3 separate regions of the Homo sapiens genome follow, and all the other regions are linked to region 3. A link is a loop called in an ENCODE intact Hi-C map of the cell type or tissue named here. Cell type or tissue: heart left ventricle. All regions are shown on one strand. Links, peaks and the distances in the headings refer to the core of each region. The heading gives the core; the rest is flanking DNA.

Evidence for each region. Hi-C counts contacts between places; a loop is a spot of excess contacts. Peaks named below come from ENCODE experiments on the same cell type or tissue, not always from the same donor. Only the 100,000 strongest peaks of a DNase experiment are listed, where the experiment ranks them.
Region 1: a loop joins it to region 3, with 6 times the contacts of the local background. A loop is called at or near these places in 60 of 110 quality-filtered maps.
Region 2: a loop joins it to region 3, with 2.4 times the contacts of the local background. A loop is called at or near these places in 21 of 110 quality-filtered maps.

Annotation. Positions count from the first base shown.
Region 1 is chr2:189,624,461-189,634,995 of GRCh38, reverse strand. No RefSeq gene overlaps it. Among named protein-coding and RNA genes, the nearest start is that of ASDURF, 32 kb to the left of the region's middle. In heart left ventricle, for the core only: CTCF peaks have their summits at 1,467 (motif pointing right) and 5,608; no DNase peak of the experiment used is centred there; H3K27ac peaks cover 1,093 bases.
Region 2 is chr2:189,553,855-189,564,389 of GRCh38, reverse strand. SLC40A1 (solute carrier family 40 member 1) reads left to right here. Exons shown (of 8, transcript NM_014585.6): 7 at 165-806; 8 at 2,199-3,800. The coding sequence ends at 2,512. Among named protein-coding and RNA genes, the nearest start is that of SLC40A1, 22 kb to the left of the region's middle. In heart left ventricle, for the core only: no CTCF peak of the experiment used is centred there; a DNase peak (open chromatin) is centred at 4,429; H3K4me3 peaks cover 299 bases; H3K27ac peaks cover 3,740 bases.
Region 3 is chr2:189,460,690-189,471,224 of GRCh38, reverse strand. WDR75 (WD repeat domain 75) reads right to left here. Exons shown (of 21, transcript NM_032168.3): 9 at 8,583-8,741; 10 at 7,472-7,531; 11 at 7,264-7,379; 12 at 5,971-6,146; 13 at 4,643-4,800; 14 at 3,577-3,757; 15 at 2,656-2,750; 16 at 1,786-1,881; 17 at 980-1,149; 18 at 347-406. Among named protein-coding and RNA genes, the nearest start is that of WDR75, 24 kb to the right of the region's middle. In heart left ventricle, for the core only: a CTCF peak has its summit at 4,366 (motif pointing left); no DNase peak of the experiment used is centred there.

The DNA.
Region 1 (10,535 bases), core at 1,426-9,425, 160 kb before region 3:
CAGCACTCAAAATGTTTTGGATTTTGGAGCATTTCAGATTTCAGATTTTCAGATTAGGGATGCTCAATCTGTATTTGTATGTCAAAGGTAAATCTAAGTGAAGCCCACCTGTAGGTTGTCAAAATATGGTCAGTAACAAGTTAGAGACAGAGGTAGAGATTTTGTTTTGCATCACATTCCTATATTGTCACTGGAATAAGGTAAGTAAGTTTGAAGTGTTGCTATTCTCACCATATTCTTAACATATATTCTGGAATCTGGGTGACAAGTTAAGCTTAGTTTTCATTATTTAGAGTACTTTCACATTTTCTGATTCTGCTTTGATGTATTTTCTGATTTTTAAACTACCCTAATCTTGTATGCATTGCTGAAATGTTACAAAGGTTGGTAAGCTTATTGCTAAGTAGCCAAGTGATTCTTTCCAAAGTCATCATCCATTTTATCAGCAATAATGCTTTCTTTAATGCTTATTAATAATTACCCAAATGTTTTGAGATTGAATATGATGTTTATTATCATCTAATTGTTTTAGCAGAGTTCAAATTACTACTGATCAAATGTTGAACATGATACCCAGCCCTTCACTTTTCTCAAGATTGATATTTCCCTGAGTTCAGAGTACAACATTTTACAATTATTTTTAGAAGTTGTACATTCCTAGCAGTTGACTAGTGAACCAATTACATTCCCCTAAGAACCCATCATAACTTCAATGTCATTATAGTAATTTGCAAAAAAAAAAATTATAGTTTCTTGAGGTAAAAGGGTTAGGTCAGAGTTTTTCAACCTTGGTACCATTGACATTTAAGGCCAGATAATTCTTTGCTGCGGGGTTTGTCCTATGATTTATGGCAGCTGCCCCCAGTCTTCTTGGGACCAGGGAACAGTTTTGTGTAAGACAATTTTTCCACAGACCAGGGGCCGGGGGGAGTAGTTTTGGTATGATTCAAGTGCACTACATTTATCATGCACTTTATTTCTATTATTGCCTTGTAATATATAATGAAATAATTATATAAATTACCATAATGTAGAATCAGTGGGAACCCTTAGCTAATTTTCCTGCAACTAGATGGTCCCATCTGGGGGTGATGGGAGACAGTGACAAATCATCAGGCATAAGATTCTCAGAAGGAGCATGCAACCTAGGTCCCTTGCATGTGCAGTTCACAATAGAATTTGCACTTCTATGAGAATCTAATGCCACCGCTCATCCGACAGGAGGTGGAGCTCAGGTGGTAACTTGAGCATTGGGGAGTGGCTGTAAATACAGATGAAGCTTTGCTTATTCTCCCGCTGTTCACCTCCGGCTGCATGACCAGGTTGCTAACAGGCTGGTCCGTGGCCTGGGAGTTGGGGACCCCTACTTTATAGGATGTCTAGCAGCATCCCTGGCCTCTACCCACTACATGGTAGCAGCAGCCCCATCCTCCAAGTTGTAACAACCAAAAATGGTCCCAGACTTTGCCAAATGTCCCCTAGGGGGCAAACTCATCCCCAATTAAAACCACTTGCTTATTTAGTTCTTCCACTTATTTACATTTCTAATTTCAACTGTATTTTAAATCTTTAATGTCATATGAAATACAGCATACTACATACATGTTCTATCACCAAGGATGTAAGGGATTCTTGCTTTTTAGGTAAATGATGTTATTGGTTTAGGTCTGTATGCTTTTACAATGTGAGCCACCTTACACAAAGTGCAGAATGGTATATAGAAAAAAGTACACTAGAAACTTGTTTTTCTTCTCTCTGACAATGTCACTGAATGTTCTCAATCAAGCATTTAAAACATATTCAACATTCAGTCAACCTAGACTTATTAAGTTACTACTATGTGATTGGCACTGTTGCTACCTACTGAAGGTACAAAGATGAGTAAAATGGTCTCTATCCTCAAAGAAGTCTCAGCCAAGTGGAGAAGCTGGGCAAGGAAACAGCTACACCACAATGTAATAAATATTGTAGCTGAGGAATGGAAATTTGGGAGCTCAGAGGAAAGAGTAACTCTACCTGAGGAAATCATGGAAGACTTTTAAAAGGAAACCAAGCTGGAACAGATGCTTAAGATGAGCAGGAGTTTACCAGGCACAGAGGGAGAACAAGGACTCCAGGCAAAGGAAACAGCCTCTGCAGAGACTCAGAGCCATGGCTTTAGGGGACGATAAACATGGTGGTATGACTGGAATCGGAGAGGTGTGGGGTGATGGCTGGAGAGGAGGCTGGGAAGGCGGGCAGGATCCAGCTGCTGCAGGCCTTGAATGCCAGGCTAAGTTCTCTTAATGGTCTCTCCTATAAGCCGTGAGAAACACTTGAAGAATTTATAGGTGGGAGTACCCTACAAGGATAATCTAGCCAACTGCTGTTTTATTTAGTGGTTACTAATTTGGATATTGAGATGTTTGTTTTATAATTGTGTTTACTGTAACTAATTACAGTTACAGTAAATTTAAAAAAATGAGGGCCAGGCGCAGTGGCTGATGCCTGTAATCCCAGAAATTTGGGAGGCTAAGGCAGGTAGATCGCTTGAGGTCAGGAGTTTAAGCCCATACTGGCCAACATGGTGAAACCCTTGTCTCTATTAAAAATACAAAAATTAGCCGGGTGTGGTGGCGTATGCCTTTAGTCTCAGCTACTTGGGAGGCTGAGGCCCTTGCATCACTTGGGCCTAGGAGGTGGAGGGTGGAGGTTGCAGTGAGCCAAGATTGTGCCATTGCACTACAGCCTGGCGACAGAACAAGACCCAGTATCAAAAAAAAAAAAAGAGTTATATAATAAATCCTATAATGAATAAGTCCTTGTGCTACATGTTAGGGGCAAACAGAGCCATAAAAAAAATCTTAAGGCGCCTATAATTTACTAGGGAAGAACGCCTGGTATGTCATAAAAGTCTGTACGTAGTGAGGAGGCATCAGACAGAGGAGAGGATGATTAATCCTGTCTGAGAGTAAGGGAGTCTGGGAAGGCTCCACGAAACTTTGATGGTGTTTGCCAGCTGGACAAAGGCTGGATGATGCCACCTTGATGGTATCCTTGTTCTAGGAACAGAAAGTCTACTCTTACCTAGGAAGAGTTGCCCTTCATGTTTTGTTTTCAGAAAGTATCACTTCAATCTAAACATTTAGACTATGTGGATACACTTAAAGGTCCATTCAGATCTTTATCAAATGTAAGTTTTTAATTGAGGAATTTCCTGACCATCCCTTGTTTCATTTTCTCTATTTTACTTTTATCACCACATATAACAGACTATGCTGTATATTTTATTATTTTATCTTCCCCCTCTCAAATGTAAGCTGCATGTGTCAGGAATTTATGTCTATTTTGTCTATTGTTATATCCTTAGTGCCTGCTACAGGGCCTGGTGTGGTAGATTTCAGTAAATGATTGTTAAATAAATGAATATAATTTTATTACTAGTTATGTTGGATTTAACTAGAATTCAGCTAAATTCACCATAGCATTACATGTTAAAGAATTCTTTTTTGTTTTTACCAGGTAGGTAAATACTCTCGAAAATGGCTTCATCTTATTCAGTTTTATTCCATATTTCTCAAAAGAGGAGAGTTATTTCATTTTTTTTTTTTTTGCTGCCTGGATTCATACTTAAATTCAAAGTTCATGGGTAATTTTATGACTGCCTGACTAATGTAGTACAATTGTTTAGATTGAAGCAGAATTTATAGATACGTTCAGTATCTATAAATTCTCAATCCCAATAACAAGATTTTACTTTTGAAAGGTCAAAATGTATTGAATCACTTTGAGAACATAACTCAGGTTAATGTGTATTTATTTTACCTCTGTGGAAATGCTTAATATGTTTCTGTTCCTTTTTCCCTCCTTCCGTTCTTCCTTCTTTCCACCTTTCCTCCCTTCCTTCTTTTCTTTCTCCCTCCTTCCTTTTGTTTTTCCTCCCTCCCTTTTCCTTCTTTCACTATATTGTGATAGAATAGTGTTTAAATTAGTGATTCAAAGCAGCATAAATTTATTCTTGATATAAAGGGGGATGAATTAAAACCAAATTGACTTTGCCATCTGTATGTTGCTTTAAATTGAGAACATATATTTGGTAATAGTGAGGGAAGGTGTTGGTGCTGATCCAGTCACCTGTGGTCAGGGAGGGGGCGTCACATGTTTCCTGGGATTCATCTTTCCTAAAGGGAAAAGGTGCTAGCAAGTGTGTGTTGATAGGAGGGTGAGTGGGGAGAGAATGGAAAGGCACCAGATATACAGACACTCCTGAAGTGCCTACTGTAGTAACTGCTGAGCTCAAACAGTGAAGGAGCATGTTTGTCTTCTAAGAGCATTAAAAACATTTTTTAAAAATCATCAGGATAAACAGCCAACCTTTTTCTGTTCATTCTGAAGGTGATATTCTGTTCATCCAGTCTTTTCACTGTTTCTCAGTGTTTATGTTTAGCCTATGTAACATAATCCTTTTTTTTTTTTTTTTTTTTTTTGGGAGACAGAGTCTCACTCTGCCATCCATGCTCAAGGGCAGTGGTGTGATCTTGGGTCACTGCAACCTCTGCCTCCTAGGTTGGATCAATTCTTGGGCCTCAGCCTCCTGAGTAGCCAGGACTACAAGCGTGTACCACCATGCCCAGCTAATTTTTTGTATTTTAGTAGAGATGGGGTTTCTCCATGTTGCCCAGTCTGGTCTAGAACTCCTGACCTCAGGCAATCCACCCACCTCGGCCTCCCAAGGAATTGCAGGTGGAACCTACCATGCCCGACCTATATGACGTAATCCTATTAATGAAAACTGAATTTCAGAATTTTCTGTTTTCTTTTTTTGGCTAAGATCCCAGCTTGGAAAAAGAAAGATTATATATATATATATATTTCGGCTTGATGTCCAAGAAAAAGTCTAGATTGAAATCAAGAAGTTGTTTGTATTATTTTTTTTCTCTTGAAGATGAGCCAACTTGTCAAATGTTTTACATCATGAGAACCACAGTCAGATAGCTTCCTGCTGTCTTAGAATAAGAGTGCGTTTTGGAATGCTGTTTTATTCTGTTTGTTTTCATTCTCCCTTTTCTACTTCCGTCTGTTCTTCCCTGCCCCCAGCCCTTGATGTTGTTTAGCAGCGTATGCTTCCTGTTAGTGTTTTGATTCCTTTTCAGGTTTCAATTACAAAAACAAAATAACTCAAACAATAGGAATAACATAGATGATTCTCTGGAATGAAAATTGAGCTCTCCCTAGCTAACAGGGAGATAGATTCAAATGACCACATGTTTTTGTAGTTCTCCAGATTTCTGTTGGAGACACAGTCTGTGTATCACTACCCATCCAGAAGGCATGTCTTGCGTTAGCATGGAAGACCACTTTTAATCCAGCGTGCCTTCCCAATTCCTGTGTAGAATGAAGATATGAGACTGATGCAGTGCTTCCTGTAGAGCCATACACATATTATTCATTCATCCCACAAGTAAATGTTAGCTTCTTTATTTTAAACTAGGTACTGGGAATATAATAGTGAACAACACAGACAGCTGTCTTTGCCTCAGGTAGCGCATGATGTAGTTAGGCAGAGAACTGAACAGAAAATTACCTTCTGAAGCAATAAATACTGTGACATGGGAAGTGCAATTTGCTGTGAGAGCACATAGGAGGAGCCTCAAACCAGAGAAAGGGTGAGGTGAACAGAGAGAGGTCAGGGCAAGCTTCGGAAGACTTAAGATGAGACTGGAAGGGATACAAATTAGCTAAGCAAAGGATGAAAGAGTGGATATAAAAGAAAGGGAAGATAAAAGTATTTACTCATAATCGCCGTAACCAGTCTTCAATGAAATTTCTGAGTTTTGGAGATATTTACTGATGAGCTACCTTTATGTTGGACTGCCGGCTATCCTCAGCATCAAAGCTGGATGAACAGCAAGTACTGCTGTACCGAAATGGACATGTTAAAGGCTGACTAATTTCTACGTGGGCAAGTCACGTCTTCTACCTTTGGTCATGAATGGTTCCTTCCAGAGCTTCAGTATGCTTTTTCAGGAATCCTCAAGCCTAGCATGATGGTGCACGCCCTTCCATGAAGGCCTATGGCACCTTGGCCAGACCTCTGGGAGCACATGAAAATGAGCTCAGCCATGTCCATAATCCAGGAATTTTCTCCCTTTATTTAAGTGAGTAATGCCTATTTATATATTTAAAAGTTGAGAATAAAGACACACAAAAAGAAGAAATTAAAAATCAATCACCATCCTACTCCCCCAAGCTAAAGTCTGTTAACTTCTTGGTGTACTTATTTGTTTTTTTTTTTTCTATGTGCTTTAGTTTTGGTGTTTGTTTTTTCATTAAAAATTCATACATGCCTATTTTTTAAAATGTGGAAAATACAGTAGAAAGAAAAATTTGATGAGAGTTCCACAACTCAAAGAAAACCAATTTTGATATTTTTCTTTTCCATCTTTATTTGAGGTACAGGCAGTGTTTTCTTTTTTTCATTTAGTTTTTGCTTTGTTGAATTGCTATTTACTTGTACTTCTGAGCTTTGCATCTAAAGTGGAAACTTTTTTATAGTAGCCTTGTTGAAATATAATTCACATACCATAAAATTTACCCTTTAAAGTGTATAAATTAATCAAGTTAATATATTGAAAGAGTTGTACAGCAATCAGCAAATATAATTCTAGAACATTTCCATCGCCTCAACACAAAACCCCACACCCATTAGCAGCATTAGTAGTCATTCCCTGTTTTCTCCCAAGGCAGCCACTAATCTATTTTATGTCTCTGTGGATTTGCCTATTCTCGACATTTCATAGAAATAGAATCACATGATATGTAGGCTTTTGTTACTGACTTTTTTCACTTAGTGTAATGTTTTCAAGACTCACCCATGTTGTAGCATGTATCAGTACTCATTTCTTTTTATTGCCAAATAATATTCTATTGTATGGGTATGCCTTACTTTACATACCCATTTATAAGTTGATGAACTTGTAAATATCCATTTATAAGTATACATATCCATTTATAAGTTGATGAACACTTTATTGTTTCTGCTGTTTGCCTATTATGAGTAATGCTGCCGTGAAGACTCATGTACAAGTTTTATGTGGACATTTGTTGAAGAGGAACATTTTAAAGGAAATTTCTTTAGAGGGTTATTCTGATGATGGCAGATGAAATGTTAAAATGTGATTGTTTGGAGCCTCAGCTAGATGCTTCTATTTTCTTTCATAATAAATAAAAGAATGTAAAACATTCTTATAACATTAAAACACCAACCTCCCAAAATATGTAGGCCACAGCCACTCCATCCCCAAGCTCCAGCCCATTCGTGCATTTTTAAATTTTTATTTATTTTATTATTATTATTTTTGAGATGGATGATCACTCTTGTTGCCCAGGCTGGAGTACAATGGCACAATCTCAACTCACTGCAACCTCCGCCTCCCGGGTTCAAGCAATTCTCCTGCCTCAACCTCTGAAGTAGCTGGGGTTACAGGTGTCCGCCACCACACCCAGCCAATTTTTGTATTTTTAGTAGAGACAGGGTTTCATCATGTTGGCCAGGCTGGTCTCAAACTCCTGACCTCAGGTGATCCACCTGCCTTGGCCTCCCAAAGTGCTGGGATTACAGGCGTGAGCCACTGCACCTAGCCCTTCATGCATTTTTTATTAGCCCTCTATTAGGTGTGGGGTATAGAGCTTAGTATCCTATGACTCCAGGGAGCCCATTCACATTGTATTCGATATCAGAGTCATCTATATGAAGTGAAAAATGACCCGTGGAATTAAGCAACACGGTGAGCCCTAGGTCTAGGCACAAAATTTGCTTCAACATTTTATTTTACATGAGAAAGAGCTCCTCATCTCTCCCACTGGTATGCAGTGAATGAGTTTTGTCCTCCTTTTTTTTTTTTTTTTTTAAGATGGCATCTCGCTCTGTGTGGCCAGGCTGCAGTGAAGAGGCTGGATGTTGGCTCACTGCAATCTCCGCCTCCCGGGTTCAAGCGATTCTCCCGACTCAGCTCAGCCTCCCGAGTAGCTGGGATTACAAGCGTGTGCCACCACACCCAGCTAATTCTCGTATTTTTAGTAGAGACAGGGTTTCACCATGTTGGCCAGGCTGGTCTTGATCTTCCGACCTCGTGATCCGCCCGCCTTTGCCTCCCAAAGTGCTGGGATTACAGGCATGAGCCACCGCGCCCAGCCTGTCCTCCTGCTTTTTCATATGGGATGGATCCTGGGAAGGAGAAACACAGTGCAGGAAGCAGAGTAAGATTGGGGAAATCCTTTCTTTACTCCTTTGTCTTAAAACTCTGCCTGATTGCTTCATCTTCTTTATGTCTCTAGAGATAAGCAAAAACCTGGAGGTCACGGATGACTTTGATTATATTCCTGGAGGAATCATTCAGCCCTTGATTAGGTGTCTTTGTTCTGTTCATGCCAAACATCACCAGACAAGCAGTCACATCCCCTGAGTTCCCCAGTACCAGATTTTTCACTTATTGGGTAACTCAGCCTTTCTGAACTTAAAAAGTTTCCTTTAAGTTCATCATCAAAAGAACTTAAAAAAAAAACTTAAAAAAAGAACTTAAAAAAAAAAACTTTAAAAAGAACTTTAAAAAAAAGAACTTAAAAAGAAATAAAGAACTAGTAGCTCCATTCTCTCGATAGCTTCTTTGCCTTCTTTGACATCCCTTGAAGTCTGTGGCTTTAATCCAGATGACATGAAGTAAGAGAGTCCAATGGACAGAAAAATGATTAAAAGTAGGCAAGGTTGAGAACCCACTTGGTATCTCTGACTGCTTTGGCTTCAAAGTGTTGAACTGGGGCCCAAGCCAACCTGTGGAAACATTGCTCCAGGGAGCAAGGTGTAGGACTCACCTGTGGTACATGAACTGTTGTTGTCTCTGGAGGAGGTCTGTCAGTGCTCCAGCCAGAGCATGAAAATCACGTGGTGGTGCCTCAACCTTGATGGTTGAGCTGTGTACAGAGGATAATTCCTGCATCTTGTCATCAATCATGGCCAGAAGGAACATACCAAGGCCATCATCCCCAGAGAGGAGAGAGGGGCATACCATATCTGACAATATTTCTATAAACATTATTTTTGGGCTGAAATACTAGGCCATTACACGTTTCCACCAGGATGGTGCCAATATGCTCACAGTGCCTGATGAGGCTCCAGGAGGTGGCGTCCAGATCAGGTTGTATGTGGGTGGAGCAGACAGGATTGGGGATAATAGGAACATTACCTTTCCTTCCAACCAGCTGGTTCATTCTTTTGACCCCTTTTGTTCTTCTTTCTTCCTCTTTATTTAGTAAAACCCAAACCAATTTCTCACTTTCTGCCTCATTTTCCACTAAGCACAAAGAGGCAGCACTATGAATGTTTCCACTATTGATACCTGGGTGATACCTTCATTCAGCAATGATGTCAATTCAGGCACCTTGAGTAGACTCCTTGGGGAGAGGCTTCATTCTCTAACGGTGCCTACTTCAGAGGGATATTGCTCTGATGTATTTAGAGTTTGCTTCCCAGACAGATTAACACCACAGATACAACAGACCCTTAAGCAAACATACCCTGATCATACACTGTACCCTGGGCCAGCCCACAATCTAACACAGCAATATTGTCCACCACCCAAACTCCCACCAAATGTGTATGCAGCTCTGGGTTCAAAGGTATTGGAAACCTTCTTTAAAATGCAGAAAAACCACAGTATTCAGAAGAAATTTTTATGTTCCTGACGCACTATGGAGCTAGGCTTTCTTGGAGTGGAGGTGGCAGCATGGAGAAGAGGTGGGGAGAGCCTGCCCAGGTCAAGAGTCAATTTTGTGTATCAAGCTTAGAATCCAGGTCACACTCTAGTGGTGGAAAGTGACCCAGCACTACATGAAAATACATAGAGATTGCATGTCCTTGTCTTCTTTTGACTCCTGGTCTTTTTCTCCCCTTTCTCTGTCCTCCTTCTGACATAAAGAGGAAAAGGAAACTATAGATACTGCTTTACCACTCTTATTCCACCGTGAGTACACAGAATCTCATAATCAGGTTACTATGCACATACATATCAGTGCCTTGCACACTGAGCTCTTTTTACCTTCTCTGAGGTGAGTGAAGAAGGGAAGGTCTGTAACCTGAGAACATGACTATTGAGAATGAGTCACTGTTCACTTGACCCAGGTGGGTGAAAAGACCCAGCAGCCCCATGCTGCCTACTCCCTTGGCTGCCTACCACTGAGCAGGGAGGATGTGCAAACCTACTGTCAACCTCCCTCCCAACCTGTGGTCACCTCTGAGAAGCCAAAGCAGGCACTCAGGAAGAGCTGAGGAGGACTCCTTCCTTCCCCTGAGCTCAAACTTCTGCGATTCCCAAAACAATACTCCAAACACAGTAGAGACAGAAGATAGCACTCAGTTACTAGAAGAACAAATATATTTGGAAAGAATAAATATCCTTGGTTATGAGAAACATAACAGAGACCAGGTTTTTCAGAGGATGTGGTAGCATGTGGCTATTCTTGCCTAATTGTACAGAAACATTTTGTTGATGGAAATTTCC
Region 2 (10,535 bases), core at 396-8,395, 94 kb before region 3:
TTGGCTGGAATTCTTAGATTATTAGTAAAAGAAAATACATATTACAATGTCTAACCAAGGGTACCCATTGGGAAGGGGAATAGAAGGAAAAAAAGTACTACTAATAATTGGCTTTTATTTCTACATGTCCTCCCCAACAAAATAATGGTATCTTTTCTTAACAGATACTGAGCCAAAACCCCTGGAGGGAACTCATCTAATGGGTGTGAAAGACTCTAACATCCATGAGCTTGAACATGAGCAAGAGCCTACTTGTGCCTCCCAGATGGCTGAGCCCTTCCGTACCTTCCGAGATGGATGGGTCTCCTACTACAACCAGCCTGTGTTTCTGGCTGGCATGGGTCTTGCTTTCCTTTATATGACTGTCCTGGGCTTTGACTGCATCACCACAGGGTACGCCTACACTCAGGGACTGAGTGGTTCCATCCTCAGTATTTTGATGGGAGCATCAGCTATAACTGGAATAATGGGAACTGTAGCTTTTACTTGGCTACGTCGAAAATGTGGTTTGGTTCGGACAGGTCTGATCTCAGGATTGGCACAGCTTTCCTGTTTGATCTTGTGTGTGATCTCTGTATTCATGCCTGGAAGCCCCCTGGACTTGTCCGTTTCTCCTTTTGAAGATATCCGATCAAGGTTCATTCAAGGAGAGTCAATTACACCTACCAAGATACCTGAAATTACAACTGAAATATACATGTCTAATGGGTCTAATTCTGCTAATATTGTCCCGGAGACAAGTCCTGAATCTGTGCCCATAATCTCTGTCAGTCTGCTGTTTGCAGGCGTCATTGCTGCTAGAATCGGTAAGAAATCTCTTTTTATATATTAATGAACTAAAGTGTCTTTTTGTAATGTAGGTTCAGAGAATCCATTAATAAATGATCTGAAATGTTCCCTAAATGTTAATTTAAGCAAAATCCACTCTTACGAAATTTTTATTTTACATATTTATACTTTATATTTATTGTGTTTTTTATTTTATAGTTTGAAAACCTGTATTTGTTTACTTTATTATATACATATACTTAAAACATGGTTCAGGCTTGAAAATAATTTTTTCTAAATGAATATCTTAAATATTACTTGTTTTTTTTTTTGTTTTTTTTTTTTTGAGATCAGGGTCTTGCTCTGTTACCCAGGCTGGAGTGCAGTGGTGCAGTCACAGCTCACTGCAGCCTCGACCTCCTGGGATCAAGCAGTCCTCCTGCCTCAGTCCCCCAAGTAGCTGGGACTACAGCCATGTGCCACCATACCTTGCTAATTTTTGTATGTTTTGTAGAGATGGGGTTTTGCCATGTTGCCGAAGGTGGTCTTGAATTACTGAGCTCAAGTGATTACTTTTTAAATGTAATTTAATTTATAAAAGATATTAGCTATATTAATTATACTGCCATCTAGTAGAGTCTTGATATTGCAATAACCTTAACAAAAAAACTGTAGTTTAGAAAATATTCCCATAGGACAACACTAAAAAGGTAATGTTTTTGGCTTTAAAAGAAGATGTGAAAGTGATAAAAAAAATCCTTCAAAGGTCTTCTCTAGCAAATATGTATTTATTATATAGTTTGCCACACAAATGGATTTTATAGCCCTGGAAGGAAACATAAAGACTTCTTACAAAGCAAAATTTAAGTAATAATTAATAGAGTACTGATGAATTATCTCTGAATTCAGTCTTGAAATGAAACTGTTTTTATCTTGTGATACAAAACAGTTCATTAGTTTATTGAAGATATTAATTTCCAGGCAAGACAGCTTTATTGTTTGGGCTTTAGAACTCTAGCAGTAATATAACAATGGTTTAAAGTTTCCTTACACTTTAACCATAACCATTTATTAGGTCATTTGAAACTTAAAAAATACTAGTACTTATACTATAATAGGATTTATTATGTCTCTGATTTCAAAGTTTTGTTTTTGTAGTATGAATAATCACAGAAAAACAGAACTAAGAAGTTTGTAGATTAGACTTCTTTTTGTCTGATGACTGTAAAAATCATTTATTGAGGCCACTAATAACCCAATATTTATTTATGAAAAATAATTCTTAAGGCAAGGCTATGGTATATTTAAGGTGACTTAAAGACAGTCAGGCTAAAATGTATATTTTGCATATGTCAACAGATTTTTATCTGTGATTTGAAATGTATGCCTGTAAACTAAAATCTAATCTTTAAAAAAATATTTTATTATAGGTCTTTGGTCCTTTGATTTAACTGTGACACAGTTGCTGCAAGAAAATGTAATTGAATCTGAAAGAGGCATTATAAATGGTGTACAGAACTCCATGAACTATCTTCTTGATCTTCTGCATTTCATCATGGTCATCCTGGCTCCAAATCCTGAAGCTTTTGGCTTGCTCGTATTGATTTCAGTCTCCTTTGTGGCAATGGGCCACATTATGTATTTCCGATTTGCCCAAAATACTCTGGGAAACAAGCTCTTTGCTTGCGGTCCTGATGCAAAAGAAGTTAGGAAGGAAAATCAAGCAAATACATCTGTTGTTTGAGACAGTTTAACTGTTGCTATCCTGTTACTAGATTATATAGAGCACATGTGCTTATTTTGTACTGCAGAATTCCAATAAATGGCTGGGTGTTTTGCTCTGTTTTTACCACAGCTGTGCCTTGAGAACTAAAAGCTGTTTAGGAAACCTAAGTCAGCAGAAATTAACTGATTAATTTCCCTTATGTTGAGGCATGGAAAAAAAATTGGAAAAGAAAAACTCAGTTTAAATACGGAGACTATAATGATAACACTGAATTCCCCTATTTCTCATGAGTAGATACAATCTTACGTAAAAGAGTGGTTAGTCACGTGAATTCAGTTATCATTTGACAGATTCTTATCTGTACTAGAATTCAGATATGTCAGTTTTCTGCAAAACTCACTCTTGTTCAAGACTAGCTAATTTATTTTTTTGCATCTTAGTTATTTTTAAAAACAAATTCTTCAAGTATGAAGACTAAATTTTGATAACTAATATTATCCTTATTGATCCTATTGATCTTAAGGTATTTACATGTATGTGGAAAAACAAAACACTTAACTAGAATTCTCTAATAAGGTTTATGGTTTAGCTTAAAGAGCACCTTTGTATTTTTATTATCAGATGGGGCAACATATTGTATGAAGCATATGTAGCACTTCACAGCATGGTTATCATGTAAGCTGCAGGTAGAAGCAAAGCTGTAAAGTAGATTTATCACACAATGACTGCATACAGACTTCAAATATGTCAATAGTTTGGTCATAGAACCTAGAAGCCAAAAGCCACACAGAAGGGCAAGAATCCCAATTTAACTCATGTTATCATCATTAGTGATCTGTGTTGTAGAACATGAGGGTGTAAGCCTTCAGCCTGGCAAGTTACATGTAGAAAGCCCACACTTGTGAAGGTTTTGTTTTACAAATCACTTGATTTAACACACTCAGGTAGAATATTTTTATTTTTACTGTTTTATACCCAGAAGTTATTTCTACATTGTTCTACAGCAAGAATATTCATAAAAGTATCCCTTTCAAATGCCTTTGAGAAGAATAGAAGAAAAAAAGTTTGTATATATTTTAAAAAATTGTTTTAAAAGTCAGTTTGCAACATGTCTGTACCAAGATGGTACTTTGCCTTAACCGTTTATATGCACTTTCATGGAGACTGCAATACGTTGCTATGAGCACTTTCTTTATCCTTGGAGTTTAATCCTTTGCTTCATCTTTCTACAGTATGACATAATGATTTGCTATGTTGTAAAATCTTTGTAAAAAATTTCTATATAAAAATATTTTGAAAATCTTAATTTTTCCTGAATTCTGTTCCCCAATTATTTAACAAGGCTTTTGTTACAGAACATCTGTTTTGGGTAACTTGTTTTTCTCTATAAAGGGCTACAGTGTCATGATTTTTAGTGTTATCTCCCTGTTCATATTTCTAGTTTATGGTGGACTGGATAAAAGTGTAGTAGACATGAGGCCCAGCACTCTTTCTTTGACTTTGAATATGTCACACTAAGCACTTTTAAGTTCTCACTTCTATTTTCCCTTCTGTAAATTGGAAATGATAGTAAAAACAACCCTACCTACCTTTCAACTTTCCTGGTTGAATGAAATAAGAGAAGCCATGTGGAATTACTTAGTGAACTACAAGACAAGGCAGCATTTTTACTAGAGGTTGGACCTTAGTAATGACGGGGAGCTGAGGAGAGATGTCTGCTGCCTCTAGAGAGAGTAGAGCCACATTCTGCATAAAGGAAACATTTATTGGGGACTTGATCTAAACTGTTATCAGTCCTAGGGATTCAGACTGGACTCAGACATAGTTGATCAGAGCCTCCTTTCCTTTCTCCTAAAATTGAGAACTTGAGAGCATTTGGCATCGCCCTGCAGCTACTGATCTGTTCATGATGTTTGTGCAAACTAGATGCCTCTGTTAGGTTTGGCTGCTGTCTTGAACTGGCTCTCTGCTCCCTCCCACAGGGGTCAAGGCTGGGATTGAAGATCTGTCCTGAATGTTTGCAGCTGTAACTGAAGGCCTATGACCTTGAAAAATGAACAGAACCACATTAGCAAGGGGAGGCCTCAGCTCTTAATATGGGCATTTTGCCATTCTGTGCATCTAGTGAGAGAGGCCCTGTGTAGGAAGAAGAAGCATGGAGTTGAAGAGTTAATAGGAATTTTTACAGCTGTTGCTCTTACCTTTGCAGACTACTGCTCAGAGCAGGAAGAGGAAGGAAGTGGAAAAGAATCACTGCTGGTCTGGACAGCCTTTGTTGTTTACTTCCTCAGACCACAGAAGTAGGGCAGGGGTAGGTGACCTGTGTGGCTGTGTTATGGGGGTGCTTCTAAATATGGGGTCAAACTCAAATAACTGCAGAGCCAATTAGGTCATTAAAATGAATGAAGTAGATTTGAAATAGGAAAATACTCGTTTTATATGTAATTGCATTTTACCGAAGTATTTAATTTTGTTCCCACTTAAAAACAAATTCATTACATTTTTTTTCCTGCTTTTCTCTGTTGCAGGCTTCTTACAGTTATTAAGTTGGTTCTTTCAGCATACACACCCTTTGTTTGCATATTAAACATAGGTAAATCATCTTCATTTCTATAAAGAAATATCCCCCTTTTTTGGAAAATCTGGCTTGATTTTTTTTTTTTCCTTTTTCCCTACCCTTTAAGAAAATAAAAGTGTAAATAAGAAATTACTTTACTGTTTCCCATAAGACAAAAGACAGTACAAGAGGCATGCTAAATGACACATGGCCTTGGCAGTCCTACTGGAGTGGTAATAGGGTACACCCAGGTTAACGGGTCAGCTGTAAGCACTCCCCATTGCCATGCTGGAATGTGGGTCCTGTGTTGTCAGATCTTTTGATCTTCAAAGAGGAGCTGGGGATTCTGGAATCTCCAGATTCTTTTTTGTTTGTTTGTTTGTTTGTTTGTTGTTTTTGAGACAGAGTCTCACTCTGTCACCCAGGGTGGAGTGCAGTGGCATGATCTGGGCTCACTGCAACCTCCGCCTCCTGGGTTCAAGCAATTCTTGTGCCTCAGCCTCCCGAGTAGCTGGGGCTATAGGCCCCCACCACCACACCCAGCTAATTTTTGTATTTTTAGTAGAGAAGGGGTTTCACCATGTTGGCCTGGCTTGTCTCGAACTCCTGACGTCAGTTGATCTGACTGCCTTGGCCTCCCAAAGTGCTGGATTACTAGCGTGAGCCACTGCCTCTGGCCTGGGATCTCCAAATTCTTAAATATTGACAACTTATTTGAAAGTGCTAAAAATACTTTGCTAGCCAAACAAAATACATGCCATTTTAAAAGCTTTTCTCTCAGGGGATTGTTTGTGAGCAAGGAGATAGAATTTAATTAAAGCTACTAAGTGTAGGAAGAGAGCAGAATGAATGGACAAGAACTGCAAAGTAAGGAGAACAAGAAAGAACTGGGCAGACATTTGTGGTAAAGAGTATTAAGCTATTAGGCATCCTTTATTGGAGGTTCCTTTAGGTCAAATGATCTATGTATTTATTACTTGCCATACTGATGTAAGTACGAATTCTACCACATAGTTCCTTTAGTCCATGTGTTTGCACTATTGGGCTATAGGATAATGACGTTTAAAAAAAATTAAAAAGCTTTCAAGTTGCCAGAATCATAAAGATGGTGCACTCCTGTTTTGAAAAAGAAAAAAGCACCAAATTTTAAAGAATGAACGTCCACTTCTCCCATCCCACTCCCTGAATCCTCAGAAGTACCCACTGTGAACAGCTTAGGGTTTGTTCTTATAATTTGTTTTTACTGAAGTTTTGAAAACAAATCTTTTTATATCATCATTCGGTTTCCTTATCTCTGTCTGCTGACTATTATTATGTATTTTTTCCCCACATTCTAAGGAAGGTTAAAATAAAAGTCACGTTTGCATTAAGACTGTTGATATAGAAATTTAAAACTTTAATAGAACAGAGGAAAATAGATACACAACTTATCTAGTCTAATATTAATATTTATTGTGATTAAAAATAAATTTAGTCCACAATTCCTTTCAGCCAAGACAAAAGATCACTGAGTTTTACTTTTCTCTCTCAAATGATACTTCAAACTCTATGATGTCAGTTAAGTATTGCTCCTTCTTTTTATAATGTTGTCTTCCTCTTGATCCACCTTCCAGAAAAATCTTTGCTATCGGGAAATTTTTCTTTTATAGGACAGCAATTCAAGAATAGAGTTGAAAAGTTAGAAGAACCTTGTGACAACACATACAGAATTAGCACAAGTCTGAACTGGCTACACTTAGTCACACTTTAAAAGTTAAATGACTTTTTTTCCTTATAAGGAGGCTTGTTTTCAAGTCCAAAAGGGAGTAAGTATTTTATCTAAAGAATGGACAAATGGAAGATCAAAGTACAACACAAGTAAGTGCTTTATTTTTTTTTTCATGTTCTTTACCCTGGCCTCTATGTAGGTTAGTATATATTTTTCTATTTGAACATTTTCCTTATTGCATTTTGCTGGGAGAAAAGTGCACTGCAAAGTTTTTGAAGTAAATATGTTCAAAATCAACTTGGTGGTTGTCCTAAACTAATGTATACAATTGTAATGATGATAATACAGAAGTTAATCTAATTAAATAGATTGAAGATGTAAGAGAATAGATATATTTTATGGTAACTAAAACACTTCAAAAGAAATCCATGTTTTGAAGAACTATGTTATAAAGACCTTATAATAAGTGATCTCAAGCAGGACATGGGCACATATTAAGTCCTATCTAAAGTAATATTTGAGCTTAATGTGAAGATAATTAAAAGAATGCCAATGATAGATTTAATATTTTATTTAATACTATGTATTAACTAAATAGATACATATCTTCTTACCTATTAAATCCCAGGTATTTAAGTAAAGACACTCCAGTGGAAAGGAATTAACATTTGAACATCCATTATTTGTCAACACTTTATTCATTTAGTCCTCACCATAACTCAGTGAAAAAGATATTGTCTGTGCTTTATAGTTGTGGAAACAGTTTTAGAATAAATATCATGTACTTGTGCAGCTAGTAAGTAGCAGAACAGAATCTAAAATGATTTCTGTCTGTGTCCAAAGGCTTTCTCTCCTCCATATCCCATAACCCTGGCATGAGCTTTGTCTAATGAGAAGTGCCAGAAAATCCTTAATATCCTAAGGGGCCTATTTGTTTATGGCAAATGAGGATTTCTAGGGTGGAATCATCACCAGATCAAAGACACATTTCTGGCATAAAAAAGTATTAATAGGGCCGCGGTGGCTCACGCCAGTAGTCCCAGCACTTTGGGAGGCCGAGGGGGGCGGATCACGAGGTCAGGAGTTCGAGACAAGCCTGGTCAATATGGTGAAACCCCGTCTCTACTAAAAAATACAAAAATTAGCTGGGCGTGGTGGCATGTGCCTGTAGTCCCAGCTGCTCAGGAGGCTGAGGTAGGAGAATCTCTTGAACCTGGGAGTCGGAGGTTGCAGTGAGCCGAGATCATGCCACTGCACTCCAGCCTGGGTGACAGAGTGAGACTCTGTCTCAAAAAAAAAAAAAAAGTATTAATAGATGAGTGAGTACTGATACATAAGCCCTAGTACAAAAGGCTGTAACACAGGTACAAGCCATTCTTTCCGGAGTAGCTTAGATTGACAGATAAGGAGAACCAGTGAGGAAAGTTGGCAGAAGGATCTATAAAAAACAGCTGCTCCTGTCACCCATGCAGAATACATTTGCAGTGAAACTGACATGGTGACATTTGCAAGTGAATGGCTGAAGCAAGTTAACAGTTAGGATGGGGGTAGTACTCTTGGTGAAGGTATGCCCCACCACAACCCCTGCCCAGAGCACACCCTCCTGTTCTGATATTGGGAGTGGAACCCTGATTTACTTTTGCGCTCTCTGCCCATGTATCTTAAAGAAGTCTACCCAATGACATGACTTGCCCACTAGCACAGAAATCCTTCCAGTCGGTGTGATATCTGTTAAGAAAAACCCCACTTAACAACAGAGGAAATCCACACGAGCTACTTGAATTCATCAATCTAGTCTTTCTCTCATGAGTTTGTGCAGATAACCACTGATGGCCAGATATCTGGGGAAAACCAGCAGCATCAGATAGGGCTAAGATGAAAAAAGAAAGTCATAGACCAACAAAAACAGGTTATTTAGGGAAGAAAAATTTTAAAAAATTCTAGTTAATGTCCTCAGAGATTGATGAAAGAATGGTATCTATAAAGAAAGTACACGGTTTTATGCAAAAAGAGAACAAGAGGAAATTAAAAATATGATTGCCCCTCCCTCCCTCCATTCAATAAAAGGCTAGGTTTAAAAGTAGAGCAAACAGACAAAGTAACTATGAGAGAAAAAAAGTGAGAGATCATAAAGATTAATCTAGGATGTCAAATACCTTTCTATTGAGAAATCAAGTAAGAGAGAGCAGATAAACAGAGGAGCTGAACGGGGGGTGGGGAGCATAGGAGGAGAAGCTGGACTACCTTAATGCAATGATGAAGCGTTTATATGTTTCTTGTGTAATCTGGAAAAAAAGCAACAAGAAACTTTAGGAAAAACACAAAAACTTGTACAAGAAAGTCATGTTCCAGACATGAAACAAAGTAAACTGTTTCATATGGCATGATGCTGAGGAATTACTGGAGTAAAAGAAAAGAAAATTAAGTTTACTTTGATTTTTTTTTTTTTTTTTTTTTTTTTTTTAAGAAAAGGTCTCACTCTGGCTCAGGCTGGAGTGCAGTGGCACGATCTCGGCTCACTGCAGCCTCCAGATTCTCAGTTCAAGAGATTCTCCTCCCTCAGTCTCCCGAGTGGCTGGGATTACAGGCATGCACCACCATGTCTGGCTAGTTTTTTTGTATTTTTAATAGAGACAGGGTTTCACCATGCAGGCCAGGCTGGTCTTGAACTCCTGGCCTCAAGTGATCCACCCACCTCAGCCTCCCAAAGTGCTGGGATTACAGGCATGAGCTACTGTGCCTGGATACTTTGATTCTTAAATCATTTCCTTTGAGTGGCAAAGTTTTCCTTACATAGGATTACATTTCTTTCTCCTGAGGTTTAATCATAATACTTGATTTTGCAGTGAATAATATCAACATAATAATAATGTTCTATATGCTATTCCTTTCTAACTTTTAGAATCAACCAGTAAACAAAGCTTAGAAGACTTAACAAAATAAGGACAAGACTTTATAAAACAAAACTTTATTAAAAAAACAAGACTTTATTTTAAAAACCAAGACTTTATTTAAAAACAAGGCTTTATTTTAAAAGCCTTTATATAAACAAGACTTTGCCAGGTATGGTGGCTTATGCCTACTGTAATCCCAACTACATGGAAGGCTGAGGTGGGAGGATTGCTTGAGGCCAGGGGTTCATGACCAGTCTGGGAAACATAGGAGACTCAGTCTCTGAAGAAATAAAAAATTAAAAAAAAAATATGCTGTGCATGGTGATACGCACCTGTAGTCCCAACTACTCAGAAAGATCACTTGAGCCCGGAATTTGAGGCTATAGTGAGCTACGATGCACCACTTGCACCCTATCCTGGGCAACAGAGGGAGATATTGTCTCTAAAACAAACGAACAAACAACCCACAAGATTTTATATTAAAAAACCAAAAAAACCCAAGACTTCATAAAACAAAGATAGGGTATACTGTAAATGTTATAAATACCAGTAATTTAAAAGTCAGGTATAGTTAACAAAACCTGGGAGTTACAGGTGAGAAGAAGTGAAGGATAGTGGAGCATTCATACGTTCTCACTTTGTGGAGAGGAAATTGAGATACTTCCTAAAATTAATGAAAAAATAAAGAGAATTTAAGCCTATTATTTGAAATCATGAAAGATAACTAATAAAAAGTTATACAGTAACCAATAAAACCTGAGAGAATGGTCAGGGAGTAAGCAACAAGTGAGATGAATCACTTATCTTTCACAGTGGGTCATTGTTTTAGGTTGCTTAGAGCTACATTAGTAGTATTGAGAATTAGATGTAGCTGGTTTAACA
Region 3 (10,535 bases), core at 1,242-9,241:
CTTAGAGATTTCTTAGAGATTCAGAGTTAAATAAAAACTTCAGCTAAAAGATTTGAGAGTGATTGTCTTTGTGGGTAATGGTAGTGGTGTTGGAGAAGTTTTTTCTGAAGAGCCTTGTAAAAATATTTGACTCTTTAAATCAGAATTATATATTACTGATATTATAAATTAAAATAATTTTAAAAGAGCACTAAAACTTTCAAGAGACACATATCAGTTTATAAGTATATGGCTTTTAATTCTATTTTAGGGCCAAGTGAAATATTTTTTTCATAGTTGACTTCTAAAAGGTAATTGTATCCTTTTAGGGAGGCAATACATCCTGCTATGAATGGCTAAAACATACCTGTTTGCTTGTTGGTGTGAGTTTTTCTTCTGGAGACTTTGTACTGAATGTCAATAAACTCTGAAAAGAGAGAATTAATGATGCAAAAGACAAACTGTAGAGTGCAAATCTAAACAAGGTGTTACAGGGTGTTAAAAAATGAGAAGGTCAAATTTTTCACTTTGATATATATATTTGACAACAGAAAAGGAATAAAAGATTTAAACCTATTTAATAACCACGATGAGAGTTACAAGATTATGTCTGAGAGATACTTAAGAAATGGTAATGAATAAAAAATATAACTGACAGACAAAACTCAAGCCACCATTTTAAAAATTGCAAATCAAACACTGAAAAAAAAAAGAAAAAGAAAAAAGAATCATGCAATTTAAAGTATTTTAGTTGTCTTCTGCTTTTTTGCTGTCACAGAGTTAATACAAGCAATACCTAAGGAACCTCAAAAGTGTGGGGTAAAACGGTAATACATTTACATTAATAATGCTGCTGTACTGAGCATATTAGACAATTTTTTGGGAAATAATCCTTTAATGAAGCTGTTTCACCTAGAAACAAACTCACACCAATAGTCATGGGCTATTAGTCTAAAATTCCATGTACAAAGTGATCGCCTTTTTTGAGGGAGGCAGTTACCTGTGATTTTGTTAGGAAGTAAAACTGGGATCTATTTAGCCACTGGTAAGCTTCTGAGGTGAAGGATTCAGGGACATCTCGTGGAACAAACACTCCCCACTGGACTTTCTCTCTGGAGATACCCTTTTGAATATACAATGGCCTTGGCTCACTAGGTTTAAATACAAACACTAGAGGGAAAAAACAAAGAAACAATAACATTTTGCCTGAAAAGGTTAGTTCTAGCCTCAGACTGGCAGATCACACTAATCCTGGGACTCACCCCATTGAGTAACTGGCCCAAGTCATGACTGTTTTAGGCTTTGATTCAAGAGGTATCTACTGTGTTCCTACTATGGGCCAGGCAGGTTAGGAATGAGGGCTATGAGGATGAAAAACAGAAAGAAGAATTCGTGCTCCAGAGGCCAGGGCCCACTGCAGAAGACAGAAACCAAAATATTATTACAGTAGTATTTTGTCTGTAAGTACTAGAAATGAGATATGTAGAAACTGCTTCAAGAACATAGAGGATGACCAATTAAAGCTTCTCAGGGGCAGTTGGAAATATGTCAAACTGGTGAAATCTCTTGAATTTTAAAGATTGAGTACGAATTGGCTTGTGGAAAAATAAGAAACATATTGGAGCTCTCCTAGAACTAAGTATGGACGCACACAATGACAAAGTGTTGGGGCAAAGAAGGGCCGTGCCTCAAGCAAAATGGCTTCCAATTAACATCTGATGTGAAGGCAAGTTTGGCTCAAATTATATTAAGAAGAAAACTTAGGTCATAGATGTTCTCTTACTACAAAGTGTGGTTTGTACTTACAGTCTGAACCCACTGAAGACTGAGAGATTGCAGCAATATTCTCTGAATTAGGATCGGGTTCCATAACTCTAACATTTAATTTTGCATTCCACTCCACTGAGGGGAAAAACAAAGGTGATTCACTTCTAAGGAAAGATTTACCAAAAGCTTTAAAAAACTTCTCTTATTCTTAGGAAGAGGAATCTTATGCTTCCAACTAACACACATGGAGACACACTGAAATGATTTGTAGAATGCTGCACTAAAGTGAGAGGCCGAAAGAAAAACATACTGGAACTGTAGTGCTCCTTGTACAAACTATGAAAAGATTATTATTTCATTGAAATTTATGTCTAGTGCTTTTCTGATGCTGCTAAATGTGTACAGTATGTTAACCAGAGTTAACTGTAAAGAATACTGAAAAAAGTTACCATACACATTCATTTATAAGCAGCTACTATGCCTTCCAAACATACACTCAAATGGGTAAAATGCCACTAAGTTCACATTTGTTAGGACTGTGATAGACTACATTTGAATTTAAGCTGTCAGGGATAATGTAGATTAGTAAGTATTAAAAATGAGCAGAAAACATTATTCAAATTGTTACGAGGATGGGGAATATGGAGGGCATCAGAAAGTCACACACACTGAAAACAGTAGAAAAAGGTAAGGATAATGGAAGCTGACGTACCAACAATTAAGCAGTTAATAAATAATGTCTATTACAGGCCCAGTATTCCAAATTTTGGTGGCATCATATGTCACGTAAAAAACTGACTATTCCAAGTACAGACCTGATGATATGATCCCTAAGTCCTAAAATGCCAAAGTTTAATGTCAACTCCTTATGCGCTTTGCCAGATCACTTTAGAGTAAAAAATATCTTACATGCACAGCTCAGCAGATTCCAACAGCAAAGAATGCCATTTTCAGTAGCACCAAGTAGATACTTTGAACACGTCAATCTCCCAAAGCAAAGGTGCCTAGATTAAAACCACAAGGAAGTTAGCAACAGTCAGTTCTAGCAAATTCAGTTACAAAGAACTGCAGGCTTCCAGCGGCTGTTCTATGTAATGCAGATTTTTATATAGACATATATATTTTTGTTTATAATTATCCTGAAGAAAAAAGTGTCTAAGGAGTACAAAAGGAAGGGTCTAGTTAGCTATTTCTTTAGGAAAACAGAACGGATGACCAATTCTTTAACACACTGTGCGGTATACCAATTTACATCTAACAGAGAAAATGTACATGAAACGTACAGTCATCTGACAAAAATCCTATTTACCAAGAAGAAGAAAACTTGCGATTTCAATTGTGAAGAAAGTTTTACAAAGTAAATTCAGAATCAGACATGCTGGGAATTAGAGACGATCTCATTAGGCATCTGATTCTGTCCTCAGGCCCAACTACCTGAAGCAGGACCTGAAAATGCTGCTGCTACTTTCCCCTGCACCTCTCGGAAACAATGAGGTTGGCGCATAACACGGTTTTTATGGGAATACACAGAAAATAAGAAGGTTTGGATCCCCTGAGGCTTATGTATAGCTTCTGTTACCATTCAGCACATCCATGAAAGTATTCCAAAGAAAAAATATGTAGGCCAAGAGTTAAATGTTAACCTGAATTTCAGAAATGTTGGCACAGTTTGTGGACTCAGAATTTTTGGCTTTCCAGCATTTTGATTAGCTGCTTGCCCCACTGACCTTCAGGCTACTTTTGGAGAGGGCATAAATGACTACTAAAGTTTTAAGACTTGTTTAAATAAGTTAAAAAATAGTACTACATACTTCCCGAAGATTTACCTACCTTATTTTCCCAGCTCGTTGGCAAAATGTACATTTAAGTTCCCATGTTACAGAATCCCATATTGTGACTATTTCCTCAAAACTAACTGCTAGTAAAGAACCATCTTCGGAGAAACAACAGTTAGTTGCTTGATACTTGTGATAACTACCAACAAAGTCACAGGTCCAGCCAACAGCTTTTTCTGTGGAAATATAAGCCATAATGTTCAGAAATTGTGTAAATGCTAGAGAATGCTACAGTAGTTCCCCCTAGTTTCCCATTATCTGAGGGTTCACTTTCTGTGGTTTCAGTTCCTAGGGGTCAACTGAGGTCTGAAAATAGCTGTGTACAGTACAAAAAGATATTTTGAAAGAGAGAGAAAGGCAGACACAGAGCATGCACATATTCACTTTTTATTACAGTATATTATTGTAATCATTCTATTATTAGTTATTAACCTCTTACTGTGCCTAATTTATAAATTAAACTTTATCTCAGGTATGTATGTATAGGAAAAAAACAGTATATACAGGGTTCGGTACTATCTGCAGTTTCAGGCATCAACTGGGGCGGGGGGGTCTTGGATTGTATCCCCCACTGTTAAAGGGAGACTGCTAAATGAGGGACATTATAAGCAGTAGGGATTAAGAAACAAAGATGCACACACAAATAACAAATAAAATAAAAAAGAAACAAAGACACAAAACAAGAAAACCTGTTCCCCACAACTTCTTTAAGTCAGAACTGCTACAAAATACTGACTGTTCTGAAATTTATGCCCTCTCCTGGAGACCTTGACCTCCCTCTAGTGGAGGAGTGAAAGGACTCTTGGTAAAAGCCCCTTTTACTTTACCCTAAAAAAACAGAATAATCAGCACATGATTAATCAAGAATGCCATTTAAAAAGAACAGATTTGAGGAAAAAGGCATGTAAAATGTAATCTCTTAAATCTATTAAGATTAAGCAATATCCTGTAGAATTCAATAAAGTAGAAAATGTCCTCCCAGGATGGATACAAGTCATGAGAAAAAGAAATTAATTCCTAAAATTGTGCACACTTTAAACATAACATATTTAATAACTTACTGTATATGTCAGAGTCATCTGTTAATATCCATACTTTGAAGTAACCATCTTTGCTAGCTGTAACCAAGGTGGGCTGTTCAGATTTTTCTGCATTACAGAAACAGAGAGCTGTAATGCAGTCTTCGTGTGGCATGTTAATTTTAGTGTTAAGAATAAACCTAGCGGGAAGGAAACCACAAATTTATTCTTGCATGAGGACAAAGTGATGTATATAAGAATTTCTGACATGCTGTACATTTTACAATAGCATCTTGAACAACAGGCAACTGATAATCACGTAGAATGACAAACAATTGAGTGCTCTACCTCTAATGGCCACAGGACGCAAAGAGTTCTAATATATCACCTTTGCCCTTGTGTGACTTTAGAGAACATTCTGTGTAGTAGTCAACCCACTAGTACATTGGTACAAAATGAGGATAATACAGGTCACCAATCAATGATACTCAAAAGCCTACTGTATCAAACTCTGTAGGAAACTTGTATAGAACCCAGATTCCTGCCTACTTTTGAAAATAAAAAATGGAAAGGCCGTGAAACGCCCCACCTGGGGCAAGGAAAAATAGACAGGAAACTACTTAGTCAAACTGGCTGGTCATTATTTACTATTTTTAGTCACCTAAATGACTTCTTAAAGCTTATTTCGAGCTTAGAGGGCAACGCTGTGAATGAAAGACAACTAGGACTGTGTTCTTAAAAGAACATCAAGGCAGCATAGGATTGTGATTTTAAAAAAGCACAAGTTATAACAACAGTGACTAGGGACAACCACTTAATCTCTCTGGGCCTGTTTCTTCACCTATAAAATATAGACAACAGGCTTATCTTACAGTGTTCTTTTGAAGAGTAAGATAATGGGTACAAAGCTCTAAGCCAAGTTCTTGGCACACAGCAAAGATCTGTTAAGTGGTTATTATAGCCACAGTACGAGAGTGGATTCCTTATCTAATCACAACATCCATGCTACATTATACTATGCTACACTTCTACCTACACTCCCTCTTTTCAAAAGGCAGTATGCTGTTAACGGAAGAGCAAGGGAACATTTGGATTCTAACCCTGGATTTGCCTAGAATTCGGTATTATGCCCTTGAGGAGGTGTCACTTTTCCATGTTTCTTTATTCATTATGAGATGACATTATGACTTAGAGGACATCAATGTCTTCTCAGAGCAGAAAGCTTAAAGGTTTTATTAGAATAAAACCTCTCCCATATCTCTAAATCTAAACCTTGTCAAGATGAAACATCTTAAAGACAATTGAAACTGTAAAATGGGAAGTGAAATATTTTATACTTTGAAATTAAGTGGCTACACAGATAGTATTACCCTTGTGTTTTCTTATTATACATCCACAGTTTCATTTGCAATTCAAGCTCAGTTTCCTTTTCTTGCCGCTGTTCCACTGTTGCAAGCCAGTTACCAAAGCAGCCAAATGCAGCCTTTGTTAGTTCAATTTGGATCAGACCATAATCATTAATATATTCTTGCTGTATAATATCTAACTGATGAGTAAAAAAAACCAAAAAACCAAAATGTTTATTAACATAAATACACAAATGTTACAGCATTCAAGAAATGATAATTAACTACATCCAAGACAACTTCTGTACTGTATAGTAATAGATTTTTAAATAAAGGCAAAAATGAACTAATTGTTACTATGGACACCAAAATTGCCATTAAAAAAGGGAACACATTATAATAGTATCAATTTGGTGGTAATTATTCTTCAATGACCTTGAATATTAGCGATTACTAACACCCACTATATGATACAACAGAACCGTTAATTTATAGTAGTGCTTTTCTTTTGTTTCTAAGAACAAACAGCTTTACATCATCTCAAGGCTAGATTCTCTGTCAACAGAAACAAGCAGAACAGAAATAAACCTACAATCTTTAAGAAATGAAAAAAGATAGCCAATGTAAGTAGGCCAGCATTTATTTATGGTTGTTTTAAAAAAAATCCCATTTCCTTGCCTATACTAAGTAAATAAAATGCCTACTATTAAGTGTACTAAATGCCTACAATTTACAGGCATTATACTTGAGATAAGCATAAAATGATTAATATGCTTCCTTTTTTTTGAGGGGTCTAAAGGCCACGGTGAGAAAGAGCTAGTGTCACAGTTGCTATGACAGAGATCTGTAAAGAGTACTGTGGGGAACAAGAAAAGTGGGACATCTGGATTGGACTTATCAGGATTGGAAGAAGTGTTCCTCTTTAATCTACACTGAAAATTTTATCTTCAATATGTGAATATGATAGTGTTTCACCACGAAGCAGATACAAATTTGTACTGTCAATCTACCTATTTTTGTTTCTTTATCCTTGTGACTCAAAAGCACAGATGTATGGGATAGCTAATAGGAGGGCATTCTGAAACAAAAGACAGAGACAGCACGTACAGGAGTGCCAACTGGCTTACATGTAACCTGCAACTGTGGCCTCAATGGAATTATGCTCTGAACAACTGAACTAAGTAACCACGGATAATACTATGTTCAAGTAAACATATGCACAGGATCTTGTTTTAAAAGCTACTAAACAAATTGCTTGACTCCAGTGGTACTGTAAAGAGCTTTCATTAATTTCAAGGCTAATGATCAAAATCTTACATTGTATAACTGTTTATCACTCTGGAGAGAATAAAACTGCAGGTGGCCAGGTTTTCCATTCAAAACCAAAGCTTTAGTTCTTGGATCAATCATCAAACCAGTGAAGATACTCCTATCTGCAGAAGTGGTGACAAATAACAGGTGAAATAAGAGAAATATGCACTCTTTAAAATGTTCATGATTCCAAATCCACTGAGTTCTGCAATACCTTTCACTAGGCCTTGAATTACTGCGGATGCTTCAAGGTTTCGGTGAATAATTATTATCTCTGTGGGTAGAAAAAAATAGGTATTTAAATATCAATAGGTTAGAGAAAGCTTGTCCAACCTGTGGCTCAGGGTGGCTTTTTATGCAGCCTAACACAAATTCATAAACTTTCTGAAAACATTATTATTATTATTATTTTTAGCTCATCAGCTATCATTAGTGTTAGTATATTTTATGTCTGGCCCAAGACAATTCTTTTTCCAATGTGGCTCAGGGAAGCCAAAAGATTGGACACCCCTGGGTTAGAGCTTCAAGGTGAAGGAGTCACCTGAGTTTATATTCTGAAATATACCAGAATACAAAACAACCCAGTAAGTTCAATGAACTCAGAGTACTACTAGAAAATCAGGAATACATTTTGTGAGTTAGTGGAAAATCTAGGGGTGGGGATAGGGGCTTTTCTGTTGGAGTCTTTAAGTTTTTATCAGTTGTGCCTATGAACACATTTTAAGTGTTAATGCAAAATCTATAGAGTATATCTAATAAAAATAGTTTAACTTTTTCATGCCACTAAATGGACTGCTCACAGTTATGTTCTTTTTTGAAAGAAAAGGAAGTGGATTTACAAAGATATCCTAGTCTAGGCTGAGTAGTCACTGGATGAACAAAGTTTTGGAGAAATATAAGACTGCCTCTATTTCTATCAAATCTACAGGACTCTTGCCCCCAGGTAACAGCTGTATCAAAAGAGAATCTTGCAGTATTCTTTTGAAAACGGAAGGTTTATGAAAGCACCAATGTCCACTTCCAAACCTTCCCTTTATTTCCTCATGTCATCCCACACTAAAAGACTTTGAAAATGTAAGTGGCACATCAATAACCAAATACACTTAGCCTTCCATTTTATAAAAATAATTCTCAAAAATGTTGAATTCTGGTGGTGCCTAGGGGTAGAGAGGGGTGGAAAAGAGAGGAGTAATGCAAGGAAAAGAAGGCTCATTAAATCTCATACGCTACTCTTAGTTTTAGGTCTCTTTATTCTCTGTTCCCTACAGATGCTAGCTAATTTATGGTGTTTATATATTTCCTCATAATAAAAAATTTAGACTTACTATTATCAGAGTGAGAAGTGCAGAATAAATCTCCTGCAGGCGAGACTGAGATATGTTCAATAGTAGCTCCTAAACGCGGGAGAAACTCCTTATTCTTCTCTGTTGCATCGCGCCACTCTACAAGTACAGATTCACGACCGCCACTCAGCAGACTGGTGCCTTCATATCCATTCAAGGAAATTAAAAGGATGGTGTTTTGAGGAAAAAAGAGAAAGAAAAATATAATTAACACTTTTGTTTTTGCTACCGTACTAGAGAAATAAACTCATTTAAAGCTACAAAAAGTGTCTTCGTATCTTTTAATATACTCTGAAGACAAATGATCACTGGTTCAGGAATTTTTTTTCCAGTGATATCTGATTAGTTTGTTGCTGACCAACTCCTCTGTTGACAACTAGAAAAGCTGGACAAACAAATATCCTTTAGGCCAAGATAGCTTCACTGATAAATTTTTCTAAACATTTAAATACTATACCAAAAATATTATATATATATAAAAAAAAGCCGATTTCACGACAGATGAAAATTCTTAAGCAAAATACTATACCAATGATATATTAAAGGGTATCATGTCATCGCAGTTTACTGCAAGAATGAGATTACCTTAACAGCTGAAAAATAAATTAATGTAACCCCACTTACAGAACAAAAGGAAAACACCATGATTATTTGAATAGATGCAGAAAAAGCAAATGACAGAATTCTATACGTATTCATGATAATACCTCTCAGAAACTCAGGAATGGATGGGACCCTTTGAATCTCATCAAGAGTACCTGGATAACATCTATAGCAAACACCACACTAAAAGTTAAACTATTGAAAACTTTCCCTTTGTGATTAAGAATATTATTACCATTTTGATTCAACGTTAACTGGATGTCTAGTGCACTGAAATGAAACCAGAAAGGCTTAAGGATTGGAAAGAAGGAAATAATCACTTCCATGTTCACAGACAGCATGACTACACCAAGGCATAGCCAAAATAGTTTATAGATAAACTTATGGAATAAGTAAATTTAGCTGATTATAAGAGAAATATATAACAATCAATTTTATTTTTAAATACTAGCAAGTCAATTAGAATATAGAGTAAAACATACTATCAAAAGACCATCAAATGTCTAGTGAAAAATATATATGAGAACCACAGAAAAAAAATCCTAACTCATGGATATAAAGACCTAAAAAGTGGAAAAGTATTTATTATGATTACAAATTAAAATACTCAATACTATAAAAACATCAATTCTCCTCAAATATAGCAACAGCTGTATTGTCAACACGGTAGCCACCAGTCAAATGTGGCCAATTAAATCTAATGGTTTGAAAACTAACAAAAGCCTGCAAAAGACTACCTTAATGACTAAATGGATAAATAGGACACTGTTTCAGACTGTTTTCTCAAAAGTATTCCATCAAATAACCATTTTTCATTCTTTCATGAATCTAAAACAACTGGTTTTAAAGATCACTGGTTTATAATGGGGTTTTTATCAAATTTTCTAAAGCTGCAAGCTGATAAAATCTAGCTAAACAGAAGACTAAAGGTATGTAGTTGTGATGTACACAAACAAAATTAAGAAGTTTAATCTGATATATACACATATATGATACATTGTGCATATAGTTCATATATGCCTCAAGTTATGAAGTTCTCAAAAACAACTAAAATCTGTATTTCTTTTATATTTACGCAGCTATTTTTTCTTTTTCTAATAACTCATACCCACACAGTCAGTAAGGACATTTCACTGACAACTATGTACTGTAACCATTATTTCTCATTTAAAAATATTCATGCTACTTGAAATATAATATCAAGAATTCAAATAATGGCCGGGCACGGTAGCTCACGCCTGTAATCCCAGCACTTTGGGAGGTGGAGGCTGGGGGGATCGCCTGAGGTCAGGAGTTTGAGACCAGCCTGGCAACACGGTGAAACCCCATCTC